Regions from separate parts of the Homo sapiens genome. Here region 2 is linked to region 1. A link is a loop called in an ENCODE intact Hi-C map of the cell type or tissue named here. Cell type or tissue: IMR-90. All regions are shown on one strand. Each heading gives the region's core, and the rest is flanking DNA. Links, peaks and the distances in the headings are about the cores only.

Region 1 (10,489 bases), core at 3,414-8,413:
AAGGATTGGTCATATGGACCTATTTATGCCAGTACTATTGTAATTATGTAACCAAATTTTAAAATATATGTAAACTCATGAAAATTGGTGCAAAAGGAAAAAGTTCTCACATAAACTAAATCGGATGCCTTAAAAAATTAAATTGCTATTTTTTAAATTAGAAGAATTCACAGGGATCTAGTAAGAGTCTGCATTCAGTCTGTTTTCTTAGTGTCTTTAAACACCCTATTGTAAAGAAACAAAGCCAGGAAATTATAGAAAATATAGGGGAATTTCCAATCCACAGATCCGAATTCAAAGCAAAAGCCTTGGTCTTACATCAAAAGACTGGTAAATTGCCATTCATGTATGCATTTTATGTTAACCTATTTAAGGCAAGTATAGATCATTCCATGACAGCCAAATTGAACCAGCTTTTTTCATTTATTGGTCCCAGTGGCTCAGAGAAAAGAGCTTCCACTACATTTATTTTTAAACTCTGTGAATACATGTGTTCCCTCCACCCCACCAACAACTTTTAATCTTCAAAATGCACAATGGTGCTGGTAAATTTCTTCGTGTTTTATGCATAGAATGGAATTTTACTCATCTGACCATGTGCTGAGGAATCTTTTTGTCCTTATGGTGAAATGTGTTCTTCTTTTGTTGACAGTCCTGAAAGTGGAGCTACTCCTGTGTTTTTTGCACAGGTGGGATTCTATTTTAACAATGGCTTCATGCCCTTTTGTCACCAAAGTCTGCTTATCTTGAGGCTGTCTTGGGGTAGAGATGGCGGTTTTCCTTTAGCTCTTGGGTTTTCTTTGCAGACGTGTAGGTTAGAGGAAGGGAGGTGTGTGTGTCCCACTGCTACCCCATGCCCAGGTTCCTCTCTCTCCTGAGCACCTCTCAACATCACTTTGCCTTTGGAATCAACATCCTTTGCTTGGTTTGGTTTCTAAAGTGAACTTATAAGTTCGGCACAAACATTCCAAGCTTCATCCAAACCAGGCATGAAAAGATTTGAAATGGTTCTTTTCCTGGCACCGTTCTTTTATTTTACCCCTGTCCATAATTAAGTGAATAATAAACTTGGAAAAGATGTAAATTGCTGTCATGGGCGTTCTGCAGCAATTTTCATTCACTCAGAAGTGGGATTAAATAAAAGACCTTGAAAATATAATGCATTTCTCTTTATCTCGTGACGCAGTATAAAAATATCTAAGAGAAGAAGGGCAGAAAATAGAAAAAAAACTGCAGCCAATTATGTAAGAGCCACACTCTCCATTAGGTAGAAGTCTGACCACCAAAGTATTAAACGAAACTACCAGGCAGTGGCTTCTCTTGTGAACTGGACACCAGTTAGATCATTTTTTAACAGCCTCTGCCTCTATATAAGATTATTTTCTGTAATAATCACTATTTTCTGGAGTGGGCTATTTAGTTTTAACTTTTAAAAATTTTTTTAACTTTAAAGATATCTTTTAAAATTAAAGATATTTTAATTTTAAAGATACTATATTTAAAATTCCATAAAATATTTCATGTATGAAATAAAATTTGCATTTGTCAAACAAAAACATTACACCTCACAGTTCACCACTCCATTTCACTGTTTAAAGTGCAAATAAAAATTCTGTGATGTGTGAAATGAATCTCTGTAAAGGACTCCTCAGCCTACCTTTTAATAGAATTGAATAGAAATCTATTTTCTGTGGTTAAGCGTGGGCAACAAGCTTTCCCACCAAAAATGGGCATTTTCCTATACAAATGCTTTTACTCAAAAGTAGTTAAAGTTGTAAATATATCTGCCCCACAATGGATAAGCGTATGGCTCCCTCATTCAACATTAACTGCTGCAATTGTTTAGAACTTAGTGCAACAAATTGTGTGTGTTTGTGTATGTAGGAGTATGTTATCTTTGACATTGTTTATAATTGCCAGCATATGGTAATAATAAAAAGCAGACCAAATTTTAGTTGATTTTGTATTGCTTTTAAGTTCTTCATAAACCATGTGCCTGCTCATTGTCTGTACCTGAGGCAAAGTGCTCCCACAGCTATGCCCCTTTGTATGACACTACCGCCAGGCAAGGGCACAACTGTAATCTGAGGTTATACAAGGAAACTGCCCAGACACAAGGATTCCACTTCTGGTTGAATCTAGACAGAGAAATCAGTAGGGTACCTCACCTCCAGAATATCAGTGAGAACTGGTAAAGTGTTTGTTGGATGAAATTTTTTAAATGATATAAAAAAAAGTCCAGTCCTTTCAGAGGATGATAATTTTTTAAAATGAGATTCTAATTCTCACGTCTTGATTAAATGAAACATGCTTTTTCCAGGTCTTCACTTTCCATTCTGGATTGTAAATATTTGCTGAGTGAACAAACAAATAGATGTTTGGGTGAGTTCATGAGAGGAGAGCTACTATTTATATATCTACTTGAACTCATGTCTCTCAATTTGCTAAAAGAAATGGTAATAGGATTATCTACTCAGAGGGTGCTCCAGAAACAAACAGGTGAACTGAACAGGTAACCAAAAGCTCACCAACAAATTTCAAGTCCAGACCTGGAATTGTGTACATGATATTCAGAACACAGAAAGGCGTCCCAAGTCTAGGATGGCCAACTTTTCAGTAAATGCCAGAGAATGACAAACAGCACCATATCTTGTCCTATAGCCCTCTTTGCTGCCATAAGGAAGAGGGCCAAGAAAGAAAGAGAAATTAACTGAGCCTTTTACTTTGGAAATGCCATGTTAGCCATGAAGACTTAATGTTTCAGATATGTCCTGTGTTCTTTCACTTGACCATAAACTCTAACCCTGGATCATTTACAATCAGTGAGGACAAGCATCTGAATTTAGGATCAACCAAAAGAACCCATTCCAAAGGTTTTCCTCTGCTGCTGTCAGAATACAGGAGTTTTCTCCTTTTTATTCTAATCCTCCCACTAGCAGAGAATAAAGCTTTTTCATTTCTTATTACCTTTATTCTGTTAATCTAACTCTAAGACTCTTTACAAAAGGAAGGAAATTGAGAAGAAACTTATTTCAGAAGAAAAGTTACTCCATAAAAAAAAGACATACACACATACAAAAATAATAAACTCCAAAGGTTTTTTTTGTAATGCATGTGTTTCCTTAAGTTGGGTAGTGGATACACAGGAATTCATCAAATTATTCTCCATAATGTTTTTAATGTCTTAAGTGTTTGATAATAAAGAAATCTGCTCATTGTAATAAATTCAAGTAAGATGAGTTTTTAAAAAGTCAACAAAAAAACTTACCATTCAGAAAAAACTAACATTTGGTGAGTATTATTCTGTGTGTGTGTGTGTGTGTGTGTGTTTGTGTATTAGTAGAAGAATGTATGAATGCCTAAATGGACATAATTTCACACAAATGAAGTCATAATAGAAATGCCATTTATTTATTTATTTATTTTATTTATTTATTTTTGGAGACAGAGTCTCACACTACCACCCAGGCTGAAGTACAGTGGCATGATCTCGAGGCTCACTGCAACCTTCACCTGGTGGGTTCAAGTGATTCTTGTGCCTCAGCCTCCCAAGAAGCTGGGAATACAAGCACATGCCACCACACCCGGCTAATTTTTGTATTTTTAGTAGAGACGGGGTTTCACCATGTTTTCCAGGCTGGTCTTGAACTCCTGGCCTCAAACGATTCACCCACCTCAGTCTCCCAACGTGCTGAGATTACAAGTGTGAGCCACCACACCCAGCCTAGATGCTATTTATTTAAAATATTAACTTAAAATTTTCTTCAGTTAATCAGAAAAAATTAAATTAAAACTGAAGGGGATTTTTTTAGCCACAGGAAAATTATTTACTAAAAGCTTAAAGAGAAAAAATACAAAAAGACCCAAAACATCAGACGCTTCATTTTTTTTTAAATAAAAGTGAATCCCATAGAAAATATCAATTGCCTCAGCAATGAGTGTTGAAAAAAGTGATTACTCTTACACTTCCCATTTCTCATTTTTTTCAGACTATTTCTCTATGATCAAGATTATAACATTTACATCCATCTTTATAACCATAATTCCCATATTTGTTTAATGTCATTCTGTGATTAAATGGATTCCAAGTTCACCAGGCCCTTCGCTATGGCTGTTCTTTTGCTGGGTTCCCATATTTACATCTTCCATGGCTAGATTTCATCGTCACATACTTTTTCAAGTAGAATTCAGTTCTTCTGTCTCTGAAAAAATCTTTGGCCATTACACTTGAATGATAACTTGCCTCAGTATAACATTTTGGGGGTTCACAATTCTTTCTTAGACATTACAACAGATTTTTTTCTGGAATGCAGTGTTGCTGTGGAAACATCTCTGGCCTGATTTTTCTCTTCCTTGTAAATGACTTGCATTTTCTACCTGGATCCATGAGCAATTTATTCTCCATCCTTGAAGCAGACAACTTAACTAAGACATAGTTCAGTGTCAGCCACTCTGTAGCCATTTTTCTTTGAACCTTGTTCAGGAAACTTTCTTCCTCTTATGTCTTTGAAGAGTCTGCACACTTCATTTGTTGGGCTGTGTCCTCTAAGTCCACCAATTATTCTTAAATGTTTGATTATCTTTGTCTGCCTTCAATATGTATCTAATTTCTCTTAAATGTTTCACTCTTGTTTTCCTCTGCAAGCATTGTGATTATTTCAGGCCCTTTCTCTGTCGGTAATTCAGTTTATTGCCGTGTCTGTTCTATTCCCTGATACATCAGATGTAAGTGTCAGGTCTATAATGGTATTGATTTGTTCTTCAGTTTCTTTCTTTAGGTTTTCCATCACTTCTTCTTCTTCCTGTTCTAATGTCCCAGCATCTCATTTCTGAGTTCTTGTTTTGTTGAATTTGTGATCTTATTAAGCTCTTTTATTGAATAAATCTCTCTATTCCGTGAGCTATGGTTTCTTACAGACTCGATTCTCTGGGTGTTCAATGTTATATTCCTTTCATCCTCTCTTATTTTGGGGGGAGCGTGGTATGTTTGCCCAGGGCTTGCTCTGATGTGGTGTGGGTAAATTCTTATCAGCTCTCTTCCCATTGTATTGGAGACCACATTGTGTTCACCTCTGAGCTAGAGTTTGAGGAGACTGTGTCCATGTTTCCGTTACCTGCTCTCCTGGGAGTGGAGGTGAATGGCCAGCTGGATCTATGTGCAGCTTTTTTGGGGGGGATCTGAATTATTTTCTCTCTTCCAACATTTGATTTGATATACAGTCCCAGGCCTTGCTCCACCTAAGTGGGGACATGTTCTATTTCCATAGGGGAATATCCTTCTGCTTCAGATGGATTTCCGGTTTGACACGAAGCGTTAGAACCTAGACTCTGTCAGAGAGAATCAGCCCCTGTTCCTGATGTTCCCCATTTCACTGACATATCTCTCCTCAGTAGCAAGTCCTATTCTTCCAATCCAAAGAGGGAACATAAGCTATTTGTGATTTGGGAGCTTGGTATTTAATAGTTGGGTGAGGGGGTCCTAGAAGAGGTTAGAGGATAGAACCTCACTTACGGTTTTCGAAGCACCTCCCCAGCCACACACAGACACAGATATTCACACCTGCTCTTAGTCCTTTAGAGAGCCTGGCATGTATAAATCCCCCTGGTCTGCTTGTTCAGAGCCTTCAGCCGAATCCTTCCTCTCCAAATTGAGCAACAACACTGGGCATAAGAATTTTCAGTATTTTACTGAGTCATCTGTTTTGGGGGATGTGGACAGAGTTAATAACTGAACAACTCAAAACCTACATTCTTACTGTGTCAGGGTTCCCTAGGCCACCCCCAAGTTCAATGACTTGCTTATGATCTTATTATTTTATTGAATAAAGCCAAGGACACCAGTCCTTTAGGACTCACAGGACTCAGCATATATTTGTACTCATGGCTAAGATTTATTACAGCAAAATCAGCAAAGGGAAAAGGCTAATGGATGAAGTCTGGAGGAAACCAGGAACAAGCTTCCAAGAACCGTCTCCTGGTGGCATTGCACAGGACATGCTTATTTCTTCCAGCAATACCCTGTGGCATGCACTGTCTACCAGGAACACATACCTGAGCCTAAAAGAACAGAGTTTTTATCAAAGATTGGTCACACAGGCACATAGGACCCATATGACTAACTGCAATCCCTGACATTTCATGTTCCCAGAAGGAAGGCAGGTATCCAGCATAAACCACATTGTTTGTATAGTAAGTCAATCTTATCATTTAAGGAAAGTTTTGCATCAGTGTAGGGAAGTTTTTACTAACCCAGTTCCCAGACACCAGCCAAGGACCAACTTTGCAAACAGGCTTTTCTAAGGCCAGCAGTATCAGGCCGGCTATGCCTTTCAGCACACATACCTTGGTCACTATTTTTCAAAATACAACATGAGATGTACATCTATCTGAGTCCATTTAAACTTTAATGTCCCCACTGTTTCTTCCATATACTCTTTATATACTAGAATAATGGGAGAAAAGTCAAGAAAATCTATAAAACTACAGCATGAAGATTGCCGTTAGAGTCACCCTTCCACTTCCTAACTGTCTTAATTCCATCTCCACAACTTCACATTCATTTACTCACATTGTCTTTGACTGAAACAAACAAGAAGAAAAAGAAAAACAGCAAAGCAATAAATTTGAAGTCTATTTTTAAAGTTTTGTAAAATCTCCAGCTCCAAAAGAGGTAAAATCAATTTTAGCTAAATTTGATGCTTTAATCAAATCTCAGACATCCTAATTAACATGTGACATAAAATCTAAATTTACACATGAAATTTCTAGGTAGTCAGATATGCAATAATATGTGCCAATATTACCTCTATAACTTTTCTTAGTTGAGTATAGTTTCACTATTTGAGTAGCCAAGAGGTTGTGTCCAAGCAAAAAACAAAAAAAGAGCTAGAGTGTTTCTTTTTTAAAATCTGGAAGAGATATACTTTGTTTCAATACATCCTACTCAGTTAAATGACTCATATTTTTATGTCATTTGCTTATCCACAAAATAACCTGAGATGTATGTAAGAAAAAAAGATGTATGTATAGTTTCACTATTTGAGTAGCCAAGAGGTTGTGTCCAAGCAAAAAACAAAAAAAGAGCTAGAGTGTTTCTTTTTTAAAATCTGGAAGAGATATACTTTGTTTCAATACTTCCTACTCAGTTAAATGACTCAAAATACTTTTATGTCATTTGCTTATCCACAAAATAACCTGAGATGTATGTAAGAAAAAAAAAGCCTCTCCCTGTTAAGTCATTACCTACATATTTTTAAAGTATCTTATCCTCAAAATGACTGTGATACTTCTACTCTAGAAGCTGATATGATATATATATTTATATATAAATATTAGTATATATTATATATATATATATATATATATATATATATATACTTTTAAATCTTCCTGGGGGGGAGAGAAAGAAAAAATATTTAATTTATGGCATCTAAATATTAGAGATCAAATACACATAAATAGAGCAAATCAGGTGTACCAATATCTGCATGGTGTACATAAATGGAAATGTATGCATATTCACGCATTTCACCAATTATTTCAAACCTTAAGGTGAGATTCTAGTTCCAGAACAGCAACTGGCTAACCTGAAAAAATTTAATAACCACTCAGTAATGAGGAATTAGATATGGTCCCTTTACCACACCACCCACATCTCTGTAACTTCTTAAACCATTTCACAAACAGGTCTCCAAAACCTTCTATTTGCTCTCATAGAAACCAGTGGTCATTGGTTCTGAGATATATACAAAGGGCCAAAGGTAAAAGGCTGAATAACTGATTCTTACTAGAGAAAGGAAATATTACTCAGCTTGAATTTCCTCCTCTTCTTCCTGCAAATTGAAATTCTTGCTCTAATCAGGATGTTTCCAAACACATACGAAATGGACAAAAAGGGAGAGGAAATTAAGTATCCCAGGATGTGCTGTAGGCATGTAATGAGACCCACAGCAGTTTCTAGGACCCAGTGATCACCTTGCTATCACATATTTGCTCTTATTGTAACACATTTTCTCCTAACTAGTTACAATAAAATTAATAGAACTAAAATGCTCATCTCTGTTTTCCTTTGCCCTCCATTTTTCCCTTTCTCTTTTTGCTTTTTTATAAGCTCAGAGAGTTATAGAAAAGGGGGTTGCTTTGGTTACCATTAAATCAATCTCACCTCATATCCTTTCACAAGTATAAAATGAATTCTGAGTGATTCTGATTATAGCAACTGTACCCTAGCCCTGATCAAACCTAATTACAATTTGATGCAGGGCCCCATCATTGTTGCATCTAGGTAATGGAGCCTGTATTCCAGCCAGCAGTGCCTCGTTAATGAATAGGAGAGATGAGAGGCCTACACATTGTCTCCAGTGACCTCTTCTGCATCGTAGAGAGCGAACTGCATTGATAAACACACTAAGATGGGTTATTATCCATTATTCAGTTTTACAATTAGCGAACACCTGGCACCAGGGCAGCCAGGAGCTCTTTGCTTCCCATTTGTATCTATGCAAGCGCCAACTCTGACACAATATAGTATGCCAATTTCCCTTCATTAAAGGAAAGAACTTGTAAAGAAAGGGCTGAGGGAGGCTTAGGGAGGTGCTGTTGCTGTTTTTAAGTCTCCTTACTGTTTGAAAGAGACAGATATTGGCAGAAATCCTGTTAGAGATGGCTTTGAGAGGGGTGGCCTTTTAAATATTGTCCTTTTGTGTTAAGAAGAACTTAGAGACCAGTGAGCTCCCCACCAGTTCCTGAAGGCCATTGCGTGTCCAGATTAACAAGACAATGAGGAGCCACAAAGAACAAAGAAATGCAGCGTTGCCGTCTTCGAACCTGTAGAAAAGGAAAACCCATTGCATTTTGTTGAGTCCTGGCTACCTATGGACTTTCGGTTCTCTTCTGACTTTACAAATCTTTATTTCCAACACTCAATTCCCTTTAAGGAAAGCTGCCTGTCTTTGGTGGCAAATACATTTCAGATGTTTTTATCTTTATGTGAGTTATTTAATTTATGATCATTCTTTTAAAAGAAAAAAAATATCCAGTGAAGATTTTTTTTTTGCCAGCAGCAGTTAACAGGCAAGTTTTGAGCCTCCAGGACAGATGACTTCTATATTTGAGATGTCACTAGACGCATTTTCCATATCCTAACAACTTCATAAGCTGTGGGGGAAGGTAGGAGAATGAGAAAGGGAGAGGGATCACAAGGTAGTGGGGCGTGTGGCCTTCATGTATGCTTTTAAAGCAATTTGGAGCCTCTAAAGTCAGCTTAAACTGGGGTTCCCAGGAATCCCTGGAAAAACTGGCTGCCCTTCCAAACTCACCAAAGAACAAACTGGAATCACAAAAGGCAATTTGGATTAACATCTGAAGATGGAATATTGAGTTTACAGGTTCTCTACCAGAAACACACCATGGCTCATAGGCATTATTGGCAGCCTTTGAGCCCAGGGGCTTGTTTGGAAATGACAGCCTCAGCCACCACATAGGTCCCTCAGCAGCCAGTGCTCAAGGCCCTGCTCACATTCTTCCCTACCTCTCATCTCTTTCCAGCACCTAAAAAACAAGATGAACACCACAAAACACAACAAAAAAGGATGGTTGCCTTCCGAGAAGTGTGCAAGGGCCTTCAGTTTTACAGTTACAATAATGAAAGAAGACATGGTCTCACCAAAGCTTGAGTTGGCACCCAGGGATTTCCTCAAGTCTACACAAATATGGGTGGCTTAGTCAAAGACTTGCCAGCTTCCATTATTCTATTATTGTGTCTTTTTTTAAGTTTATTTTTTATTTTTATCTATTTAAGGGATAAAATTATAGATTTCTCTTTTTTGTTTTGTTTTGTTTTTTGAGATAGAGTCTCACTCTGTTACCCAGGCTGGAGTAGAGTGGCGTGATCTCAGGTCACTGCAGCCTCTGCCTCCCAGGTTCAAGCAATTCTCCTGCCTCAGCCTCCCGAATGGCTGAGATTACAGGCACACGCCACCATGCCTGGCTAATTTTTGTATTTTTAGTAGAGATGGGGTTTCACCTTGTTGGCCAGGCTGGTCTCGAACTCCTGACCTCAGGTGATCCGCCCACCTCAGCCTCCCAGAGTGCTGGGATTACAGGTGTGAGCCACCGCGCCCAGCCACAAGTATAGGTTTCTTACATGCATATATTGTGTAGTGATGAAGTCTGGGCTTTTTGAAGTCTGGATGATTACCTCTCAGGTAATTTTTCAAACTTCACCTCTCCCCTGCCCTTCCACATTTTGTAGTCCCCAGTGTCTATTATTCTACTCTGTACATGTATGTGCACTCAACGTTTAGCTCCCACTTACACGTGAGAATGTGAAGAATTTGACTATTTCTGAGTTATTTCACTTAGGATAATGTCCTCCAGTTGCATCCATGTTTCTGCAAAAGATATTGTTTCATCCTATTTTATGGCTAAGTAGTATTCCGTAGTATGTATATACCACATTTTCTTCATCCTATCCTCGGTTGACAAATAC
Region 2 (10,489 bases), core at 3,602-8,601, 49 kb after region 1:
CATGGGCTGAAGAGAGGAGCTCTGGGGATGTGAGAAAATCTCCTGGGGGTCCCGGAGAGAGGGATATAGAGGAAGCTCAGAGTTTGAAAGAGGGGCAAGAGAGAAGGAGGCTTTCCAAAGCTCAGAGAGGCTGGAATAAACTCCTCATCACCACAACACTTTAGAAAGCCAGGAGGACCAAGTAGAAGAGACTAAGAAGGACATGGTCAGAGTTAGTCAGGAACTGAGAAAATGAACTGCTTCGAGTAGAGGGCACCCCAAGAAGAGCCAGGAACAGCTTCATCATGATGTTTGAGAATTTTTTTAAATTAATTTCATTTTTTTCTTCAGCCTACTTCAGTTTAATGAGAATTTTTTTTAAAAAAACAGAAATGTATTCTCTCATAATTCTGGAGGCCAGAATTTTTTTAACAGTTTTCAGTTTGAGAATTTTTCACAGTTAAAATTAAGAGTTGGCAGAATGCAATATGGTATCCTACTATATCCTGGAGCAGAAAAAGAACATTAATGGAAAAACTGGTGAAATCCAAATAAAGTCTAGCATTTAGTTAATAGTAAGGTGCCAATGTTAGTTTCTTAGTTTGGACACATGTACTAAGGTAATAAGATGTTAACATTGGAGGAGGCTGGGTAAAAGATATTGGGGACTCTATACTATGCTTGCAACTTTTCTGTAAATCTAAAATTATTCCAAAATTAAGTTATTTTAAAAATTAATCTTTGGCATTTTTAATGGTTAAACACCAAAGTTATCTGATAAACATTCCAAGAAAAATTTATTCATAGCCTCTTAAGTCTTACTTTCAACACATCAAAGGGTTCTGGAATATTTGTACTGACATACAAAACCAATCATCTTGTTACAGAAACTCAAATACTTTTCTGGTAAACTTCTCACCTCTACTACTCCAACTAAAATTCTAACATCCTGTGGTAGACTGCAAAAATGGCCATAATTCTTCACCCCTCCCTATATCCACACCCTTTGCAATGTGACTTAGAAATTACAGAGATTGGTTGCACAATGATGTGAATGTGCTTAACACCAGTGGATTGTACACTTAGAAATGGTTAGGGTGGTACTTTCTTTTTTTTTTTTTTTTTGCGGCAGAGTCTCACTCTATTATCCAGGCTGGAATGCAGTGGCGCAATCTCGACTCACTGCAACCTCCTCCTCCTGGGTTCAAGCGATTCTCCTGCCTCAGCCTCCCAGAGCGTTACATCTTATGTTATATGTATTTTATGACCAGTTTAGAAAGAAAAAAAGGCTTACTGATACATACATACTCTCTGTTCAGCACTCTCACCCTTTCTCACCCAAACTTAACTTCACAACAGGAAGATTTTGCTCTGAATTCTCAGAAGAAATTTCTGCTGATACCAGCTTCTGGTTTAAAATAGAAAAAAAGGAATACATAAAATTTTCCTCTACCATTGTATACACTACCTTGATCTCAAGAAATTAAAGTTATTCTGGAAGCATCCCCCCTCATTTATTTCACCACTCTCAGGAAACCATGCCTCTATAGAAACGTCTTTACTACAAACTCCTAGATGATGTCTTTTCTCTCTCCTCTTTTGCACAAACACCTCCTTTAAACCTCACCAGTGATCTCACGGTGGAAAGCCAAAAATCATACTGAATTCTAAAAGACTGATTAAATGCAGCCTTTACTAAAGCTCAAATAAAAGTATGCTCGTACAATCCGCCAACACTCCAGCTCTGTGTAGTGGAGTGTGTCATGGAGTCACATTCCCAGAAACACCAACCATTTTTAAAAAAAAAGAAAGCAAATTTTGAAAAAGCACTAAAATCTTCATGAGTTTTTAAACTCAAAGGCTAAAGGATTCACAGGTGCCAGGGATCTATACACACATATACATACATATATACACACACATATATATGTGTATATAGATACACATATATATACACACACGTGTATATGTGTGTTTACATATATGTATAAAGACTAAAGGTCCCAGGAGGAGGAGAGTGAATTTTTTTCTTTTTTTGAGACAGAGTCTCACTCTGTTGCCCAGGCTGGAGTGCAATGGCATGATCTCAGCTCACTGCAAGCTCCACCTCCCAGGTTCACGCCATTCTCCTGCCTCAGCCTCCCGAGTAGCTGGGACTACAGGTGCCCGCCACCACGCCCGGCTAATTTTTTGTATTTTTAGTAGAGACAGGGTTTCACTGTGTTAGCCAGGATGGTCTCGATCTCCTGACCTCAGGCAGCAAAACATCTTTAAAATCTGTTCTCTCCATTTTTGTCTTGTCTTCCCCACAAATGGCAGTTCTCAAATCCCAAACAAAAACTTCTTGGATATTCCCAAGCAGCATTTCATCTCCAACTCTATCCACTTCCAGATATGTTCTTTTTTCTTTTTCCAATAGTTGGGGCTTTTGTTTGTATGTTTGCTTTTACCTTTTCCAGTATGAATCTTATGGTCTTACCTGTTGCTTCTGCTCTTTCTGCTCAGATTGTAAAATAAGGCCCAGGAGGGAAAGACAGGCAGAGGAAATTGTCCAAGGGCCAAAGCTCCAGTTTTCTTTTTTGAGGAGATGGAGGCTGTGCTTCCATGTGCACAAATAACTTTAGTCCCTGTATACCCTGGCTAAAATTGATTCTAAGAAAGTAGACATATAGAGGAAAATGGATAAACAACTTAAGCTTCATGGTTCATGTGAAAAAACTTTTAGATAAGAGTTACATTTAAACTGTACCAAATCTATTTCCCAGAAAGTGTGGTTGTTAAGAAAAAAGCCCAAATGAGCGTAATTAAAGGTGTTTTCAATGGAGCAGGGCTTGACATTTCTCATCCCACACAGAAGAAAATGAATAGTGGTGCTGTCACCATTCAAAAACAACGATTTCTGGCACTTGTTCAATCAGATTCTCACCTTCTGATTGCAACAACACACAACCTCCTTTCTGCACCCAAGGTGGCAGGAAAACCTCTTTCCTTGACACACCCAAAGGGGCAAGACACACCCAAAGGCCCTTCTAGAGAAGAGGCCAGCTGTTTTACAATACTTTGTAGGAAATACTGGCTGCATAAACTTTTTTCATTTGATTTGAAATGGCAGTTGATCTCATTTTATACATTAAAATAATTCCTCAGGAGATGATGTCTGCCACCTATGCCACTCTCCAAACCACATTTTTAGCCTCTTCCTGTATGCTGCAGTTATTGAGAGCAATTAATGCTCCCCTAAACCAGAGTACACCAACCTGTGTCCCACCAAATGGATTGAAGCCTCAAAAACTATTGAGCTGCCTCCAACTCAATGGCCTGGGCTGCCTCCGGCTTTGAAAAGCTGTCCACTTATCCCAGGGTACCTCGTAAATCCTACCTTTTTTTCAAGTGCCATCACTTTCCAAAAGTTTATAAGCACTGACCTTTACATACTGTTTTTGGGCTCAGCTGCCCCTTCTGTCTGGAAAACCTTTTTATCTCTGTGATTTACACCCATCTGATTTCCTCCTCCAGGAACTCTTCCCTCATTTGACCTAAACCACTATTTGGTACGTCTCCTCTATGCTCTGAAATACCCCCTACCTCCTATGCCTAGATTCCACATACATGTGTAGAATTATCTGTAGCCACTAATAAGTAATTCCCCTACTGGATATTGCTTTGAGGACAAAGTCGTCATGACTGTTGCTACTCTACTCTTAAATGAAGTGAGGCTGAGTTTTTCAATAAGCTTCTGTTGCCATCTTCTCCATCTAGGGAAAACCTGTATACTTCAAGGCACCACTTAGGTCTCACCTTGCTGACAGCCTTTCTGCTTGATCTCAGCTCCAGTGAGAGCCAAGCTGTGGTGCTTTGTGCATGCTCCGTCATGGCACTGCATGCACTGTGTTCTAGTTTGATGTGCCTGTCTTTCCCTCTCATTAGACTGCAGCCTCATTGGCACCAGCACCATGTCTTATTTATAGTTGAATATCCAACACCTAGCAGTGCCTGGAATAGAGAAGCCTCTAAATGAACACTCTCTTTCCCAAGAAGATCAACCATAATTCTAGATAAATCACCAGGAAGTGAAGACATGTCAACGTTTTTGCTGCTTTTATAAACCCTTAAAACAAATTTCTCGCTCCATGCTCTAAACCGGTGGTTCTCAACCGCAGAGTACATCAATATCACCTACAGAGCTTGTTTAAACAGGTTGCTGGACCCCATGCCCAGAGATTCTGATTTATTGATCTGAGGAGGGGTCCAGGAATTTGCCTTTCTAACAAGCTTCCAGATGATCCCGAGGCTCCAAGTCCAAGAATTACATTTTGAGTAGCTCTGCACATAGCAAGCCATTGGATAATGCAAACAGATCTCCCCTGTGTCTTATCAAATGCATACATCTGATACTGGACTGAATGAATAATCTCAAAGAGAAACTTACCATATAGTGATTACATATTCTAGGTCAGAAGGAAAATACTCTAACTGTTTTCCACCCAGTATTCTTATCAGTTTTTGTTGCTGTTGTTTTTATCACATGGTCCAAAGGGAATTAACAATCAACTGGTACCTACTATGAAAGAGAGCTGGGTACAGAGTTGAAGAATGCAACCCTGAGGTCAGACTCCCTGATACCAAATCCTGGCTCAGCTTAATCTCTGTGCTCCAGCCTTCTCTTCTGTAAATTGGGACTTCTCTTACATGGTTGCTGTGAAGCTTCAATAAGTTTATACATGCAAAGTTTATACAATGTCTGGCACATAGTGCTAAAAAAGCATTAGCTTTCAGCATCACTCATACTCTTAAACATTACTGTTTTTATGCACACTATCTAATTTAATCTTCACCACAACTCTATAAACAGCTTGCCTATGGTCATACAATTAAAAAGAGCTAAAAATGGTATAGAAATCAAGGTTTTGATTCCAAAATTCATGGAATTGTTTTCTAACTCATTCATATGTGTGACGGCTTCTTAAAAGGCAGCTTCTTGGGTCCCATCTGACTGCCCAGATTCTAATCCTAGTACACGGGGGATGCAGAAGTCGGCATTTTAAATCGGCACACCAAGGAATTCTGCATCTGATGCTGGTGGTCTAGGGATATTTTCCATACACTGCCTGCCTTGCAAGATGAATGTTAGAATTAGCAAGAACAAGTGCAGGACAGAGCTTTAGAAACTAAATACTGAAAAAATGTCTATTATTATTATGGAATTAAATTGATTTTCCTCAAATGTTAGAGCTATATAAAAATAAAGAAATCATGTTAGAACACAGTTGTATGGCTGGGTGCAGTGGCTCACGCCTGTAATCCCAGCAGTTTGGGAGGCCAAGGCAGGTGGATCACCTGAGGTCAGGAGTTCGAGATCAGCCTGGCCAACATGGTGAAACCCCATCTCTACTAAAAATACAAAAAATTAGCTGGGAATGGTGGTGGGCGCCTGTAATCCCAGCTACTTGGAAGACTGAGGCAGGAGAATAGCTTGAACCCAGGAGGTGGATGTTGCAGTGAGCCGAGATCGCACCATTGCCCTCCAGCCTGGGCGACAACAGTAAGACTCCATCTCAAGAAAAAAAAAAAAAAAAAGAATACAGTTGTATTAGTCTGTTCTCACACTGCTATAGAGAACTGCCAGAGACTGAGTAATTTATAAAGGGAAGAGGTTTAATTGACCCAGTTCCGCATGGCTAGGGAGGCCTTAGGAAACTTACAATCATGGCAGAAGCAGAAGCAAACACATCCTTCTTCACATGGCAGCAGGAGAGAGAAATGCTGAGCAAAGGTGAGGGAAAGCCCCTTATAAAATTATCAGGTCTTGTGAGAACTCACTCACTATCACACGAACAACATGAGGGTAATCACCCCCATGATTCAATTACCTCCCATGAGGTCCCTCCCATGACAGACACATGGGGATTATGGGAACTACAGTTCAAGATGAGATTTGGGTGGGGACACAGCCAAGCCATATCAACAGTGGAGAACTAAAAGCTATTGCTCTAATTTGACCAGATAAATGAAAACTAAAATTCTGTGGAATCAAATGATTTCACAAAGATTAAGAACTCAGTTTCGAAGGCCAGGCGCGGTGGCTCACGCCTGTAATCCCAGCACTTTGGGAGGCTGAGGAAGGCAGATCATGAGGTCAGGAGATGGAGACCATCCTGGCTAACACGCTGAAACTCCGTCTCTATTAAAAATGCAAAAAATTAGCCGGGCATGGTGGCGGGCGCCTGTAATCCCAGCTACTCGGGAGGCTGAGGCAGGAGAATGGCGTGAACCTGGGAGGCGGAGCTTGTAGTGAGCCGAGATTGTGCCACTGCACTCCAGCTTGGGCGACAGAGCGAGACTCCATCTCAAAAAAAAAAAAAAAAAGAACTCAGTTTCTAGAGTCAGATAGACTTAAATGTCACCCTCAATTCTGTTTCTTATTACTGTGTGATATTGGGCAACTTATTTTACATCTCTGAGCCTCAGTTTGCTCATTCGTAAAACAGAATACCTACCTCAGAGGATTGTAGTTAATACTAAGTGAAATAATGCATGTGAAGTACCTAACCCTGGGCCTGGAACGGAACAGATTCTCAATAAGCTGTGCCTTTGTTATTCCTATAAACACCCATAGCCAGTTAACAGGAGTTGGACAGGAAAGGGAGGATGTTGTATTTGAAAATAGAACAGCTTTATCCACTGATATTAAAAGGTAAAGAAAATGACAGTATTTTAAAATGTAACCCTACTTAGGAATGTTTAGTGTTTACCATTTTCCCTCACATGTGTGTAAATCTCTGCAGCACCACATCTCTGTAAGACCTGAGAAACATGATTAGTGTGTGCCCTAAGAGGCTCTTCCCAAAAGAGCTCTTCATGGTCCCCAGAGTCTAAAGCAGAAATGGACATTGGCACTTGCTCAGCAGCTGCAGAGAAATGAGAAACCTTCTGAGAAAGTGCTTTCACTCACTGTGGCTTTCTCCTCAGTAAATAGCCCCTTCCCACAACCATTACAAACCCATACATTCTAAAATGTCTCATAAATCACTAGAAAGATCCTGACTCCAGTGTCTCCTTTCTATGGACACAGGGAAATAACAGGAATGAAAGAACCGTTAAACAAGAGCACTCACTTGCCCCTGTTTGGTTAACACTGTCCATAAGCAAATTCTGAATCCAGGATTCATGTATGTGTTTCTTTGGAAAACAGAAATGCAGAAGTAAAAATTAATTCTAAATGCTTAAAAAGCATGAGTTGAAATTGCCTAAACATTATATGCTTCTGGCATGTCATGAAAGTGATCTGGTGTGACATAATTCTTAGAAAACACTCCAATGCAGACAGAACAGAAATGCACTACTTGAAAAGAAGACAAAGAATTGTATTGTGAGATCAGCTCTTCTGTCAAGTGAGTAAGTGGGGCTGTTCATTGGGTACAAAGGATTCAGTTAGCCCTAATATTCTAGAATTCTAAGGTTATTTACTCATATATATTTATATATGTGTGTACACAGATACACATGTACATATATAAATATTACCTGGTTCCAGGTGTATGATAGAATGGTGTGATACTACTTTAAATACACCAGAATTATTTTTTTTTATTTTTATAATTTCAACTTTTATTTTAGATTCAGGGGTACATGTGCAGGGCTGTTACCTGGGTATATTGTGTGATGCTGAGGTTTGGGATACAATTGACCCCGTCACCCAGGTACTGAGCATAGCACCTGATACTTTTTCACCCCTGCCTCCCTCCCCCTCCCCAGTGTCTATCGTTGCCATCTTTATGTCCATAAGTACCCACTCTTTAGTTCCCACTTATAAGTGAGAACATGAGCACACCAGAATTCTCTCTCCTTAGCATTAAGTTTATTCATAAACACCAAGATGTTTCTTACCAAATGGAAAAAGGAAATTATTTAAAAATAAAACTACCTCCAAGAAGTATCATAGTATTTTGTTAGGTTAAAGGTTAGGCTAAAATCCTGAAAATGCTGCCATTGTGGAACTCGGAAAATGTTACCAGGTTTTTAAAATTACATTTAATATGTCACGCAATTTATACAAAGTCTTGCCTTGGAAACAGGGGGGAATAGGTTCTAGGACCTACCCCCAATACCAAAAAGTGATGCTCAAGTTCCTTATATAAAATGAGAAAGTATGCGCATGCTCCCGTATACTTGAAATCATCTTTAGATTACTTATATACATAATACAGTGTAATGCTATGCGAATAGTTGTTATACTATATTGGTTTTTATTTATATTATTTTTATTTTTGCATTGTCAGCTCTCCCCACTGCCCCCCGGAATATTTTCCATCAGCTGTTGGTTAAGCAAGAGATGGAGACCCACTCATGCAGAGAGCTGATTTGTACTTATATTTTGTGTGTGGAATTTGTTGTGCTTTTTTTTTTTAAAAGAGATATCCCTCTTGTAAAACTACACAAAGAAGTCCAAAATTGGAAGTGTAAACGGAACAAAAAGGGGAAGAGAGCTCGGAATCCGCCTTCCAAAAAGGCACACAGACCGTTTATCCATTAAATCTCAGGTTGTCGCAGCTTCCTAAACAAGCCCTTTCTTCTTCCTCCCAGCCCCCCCAACCCCAACCCCACCCTCTGTCATCTTCAATATATAAAAGCTTTTTTTTTTTTTTTTTTAACCTATGAAAGGGGACTGGCACCGCTGTCCAGGCGCCCGACTCTTCCACCTGCTCCCGCGGAATTGCGCTCAGGCCTGGCCTCTCGCAGATCGCGCTCCCGCGGCCACGAGCCCCGGGGGAAGGTGACACTTCTCCCTCCTTCTTTCCCTCCTCACTGTCCGCAACATTAAAAGAAGAAAAAACAAAGGGGGTCGGGGGGGAAGCACAAGGGATCCCCTCGTGAATGGCGTCCCGGTGGCAGGTCTCTTTCTGAGCTGGGGTAAACATCCCAGTGGAAAGCGCCAGCCCCGGGGGTCTCCCACAGAAACCTGCACTCATTCCCAGGCAGAACAGGCAGCTGGACTTGGAAATGGCAGGAAAACAGAAGCTCTAACTAGGCGACTCAAGATGTCATCTTTTCCTGCGAACTGGAAACTGCACAGCACAATCCCAGTGGTTCCCAGGGACAATGGGACGCTCACAGAACGTCCTTCTCATCCTGCGCGGCTGACAGAGCCCCTGCCTGGTGCCCGGCACAGGGGCGGGGGGAGCTAAAGTGAATATCACCAGTTTTCCAGTTAAAAGCGCCTCCTATTTAGGTTTACAGATTTACTAGCCAAAAGACACTTTCAATTTGTCCTGTGCACTTTTGTGCTCTGTGGTCAACCTTAATGTCGAATCGACTGCCTGCCCCTGTCTCCCCACCTAGCTTCATTCCGATGAGATGAGTGTTCAAAGAGGAGCTAGACAATAATTTTAATATCTATTTTAATGTTTGTATTAACCCAAGAGAAATACAAAATAAACCTTTAATAGGGGGCGGGGGAGAGAGTTCATTCCCTAGGCAAATACCGTGCCAAAGTTCTGACCTGTACAGGTGCCTAAGCATTTGCTGCCAGAGGTACTTTCTGGAAAAAAAAAAAAAAAAATAGAAGAAAGAAGAAAGAAAGAGGAGGAGGAAAAAGAGGAGGAGAAGGAAGAGGAGGAGGAGAAACCTACAAAACAAATACAAGTTAGCTGTAGTCTCTCTTAGAAGATAAATGGCACAAAATCTTCATTTTATATTTTGCACATTTTCCCCTGAATCCTTCTATAATCCCAAACTTCTCAGCAAACCAAACATTTGAACAAGAATATGATAATGAACCATCATTTCTTAATGTGGGAAGCTGGTTTTGTTTATGAATATGCACAGAACATCCTTGCCCTGGGAGATGCTTGTGTCTGAAATGTTTAGTGAGAGCTAACCAGGTCTTTGGGCCGGCCTAACTTGGTGCAAATAAAATTTGAACTCCATGTGTACACAGGCTTAAGAAGAGAATTTTAAAGAAAAAATGTACTGTTGTGTTCCAGATGGATTTGGAACCTTCTTTACATTCCTGATTATCCAAACTTTATGTTTTCTGGAATATGCCTGATACATGAATGGAGAAGGTTTGCAAGATGATTTCAAATGTTAGGACTGGAAGGAACCTGAGAAAATTATCCATTAAGCCAACATTCTCATCTTTGCAATCAGGGAACCAACATCCTGAGAGTCTGTGACTTGGAACTAAATGCGTAATATATAAACAACCCTTAAAGACAGGGAAAGCCTGGAAGCCACCATTCAGGTCTAACTAGACAGTAGCAGCACAACCACGTAAAAATCCTCTCGGCAGTCCTCCTTCCACATTGACAGGGAGGAGGCTACCCGAGAGCCCTATGTCTATATAAAGCATCGCACTGCAGAGTCCCTCCCTGATCCTTGCTCTCTTCTTGAATACTTGCCCTTCAGTCTTCTAATGAGGCCCTTCTAGGTGGAAGCAGAGGACTAAAGCACTAGGATGCTGTGGTCCAGGCAGTCTCATATGCACCATATACACAATGTGCACTTAACC

Evidence for each region. Peaks named below come from ENCODE experiments on the same cell type or tissue, not always from the same donor. Only the 100,000 strongest peaks of a DNase experiment are listed, where the experiment ranks them.
Region 2: it touches region 1 in a loop (1.9-fold over the local background); 1 of 110 quality-filtered maps calls a loop at or near these places.

Annotation. Positions count from the first base shown.
Region 1 is chr9:84,149,708-84,160,196 of GRCh38, reverse strand. No RefSeq gene overlaps it. Among named protein-coding and RNA genes, the nearest start is that of SLC28A3-AS1, 120 kb to the left of the region's middle. RefSeq lists an enhancer at 8,105-9,041. In IMR-90, for the core only: no CTCF peak of the experiment used is centred there; DNase peaks (open chromatin) are centred at 5,686 and 6,166; H3K27ac peaks cover 186 bases.
Region 2 is chr9:84,100,687-84,111,175 of GRCh38, reverse strand. No RefSeq gene overlaps it. Among named protein-coding and RNA genes, the nearest start is that of RMI1, 130 kb to the right of the region's middle. In IMR-90, for the core only: no CTCF peak of the experiment used is centred there; no DNase peak of the experiment used is centred there; H3K27me3 peaks cover 1,152 bases.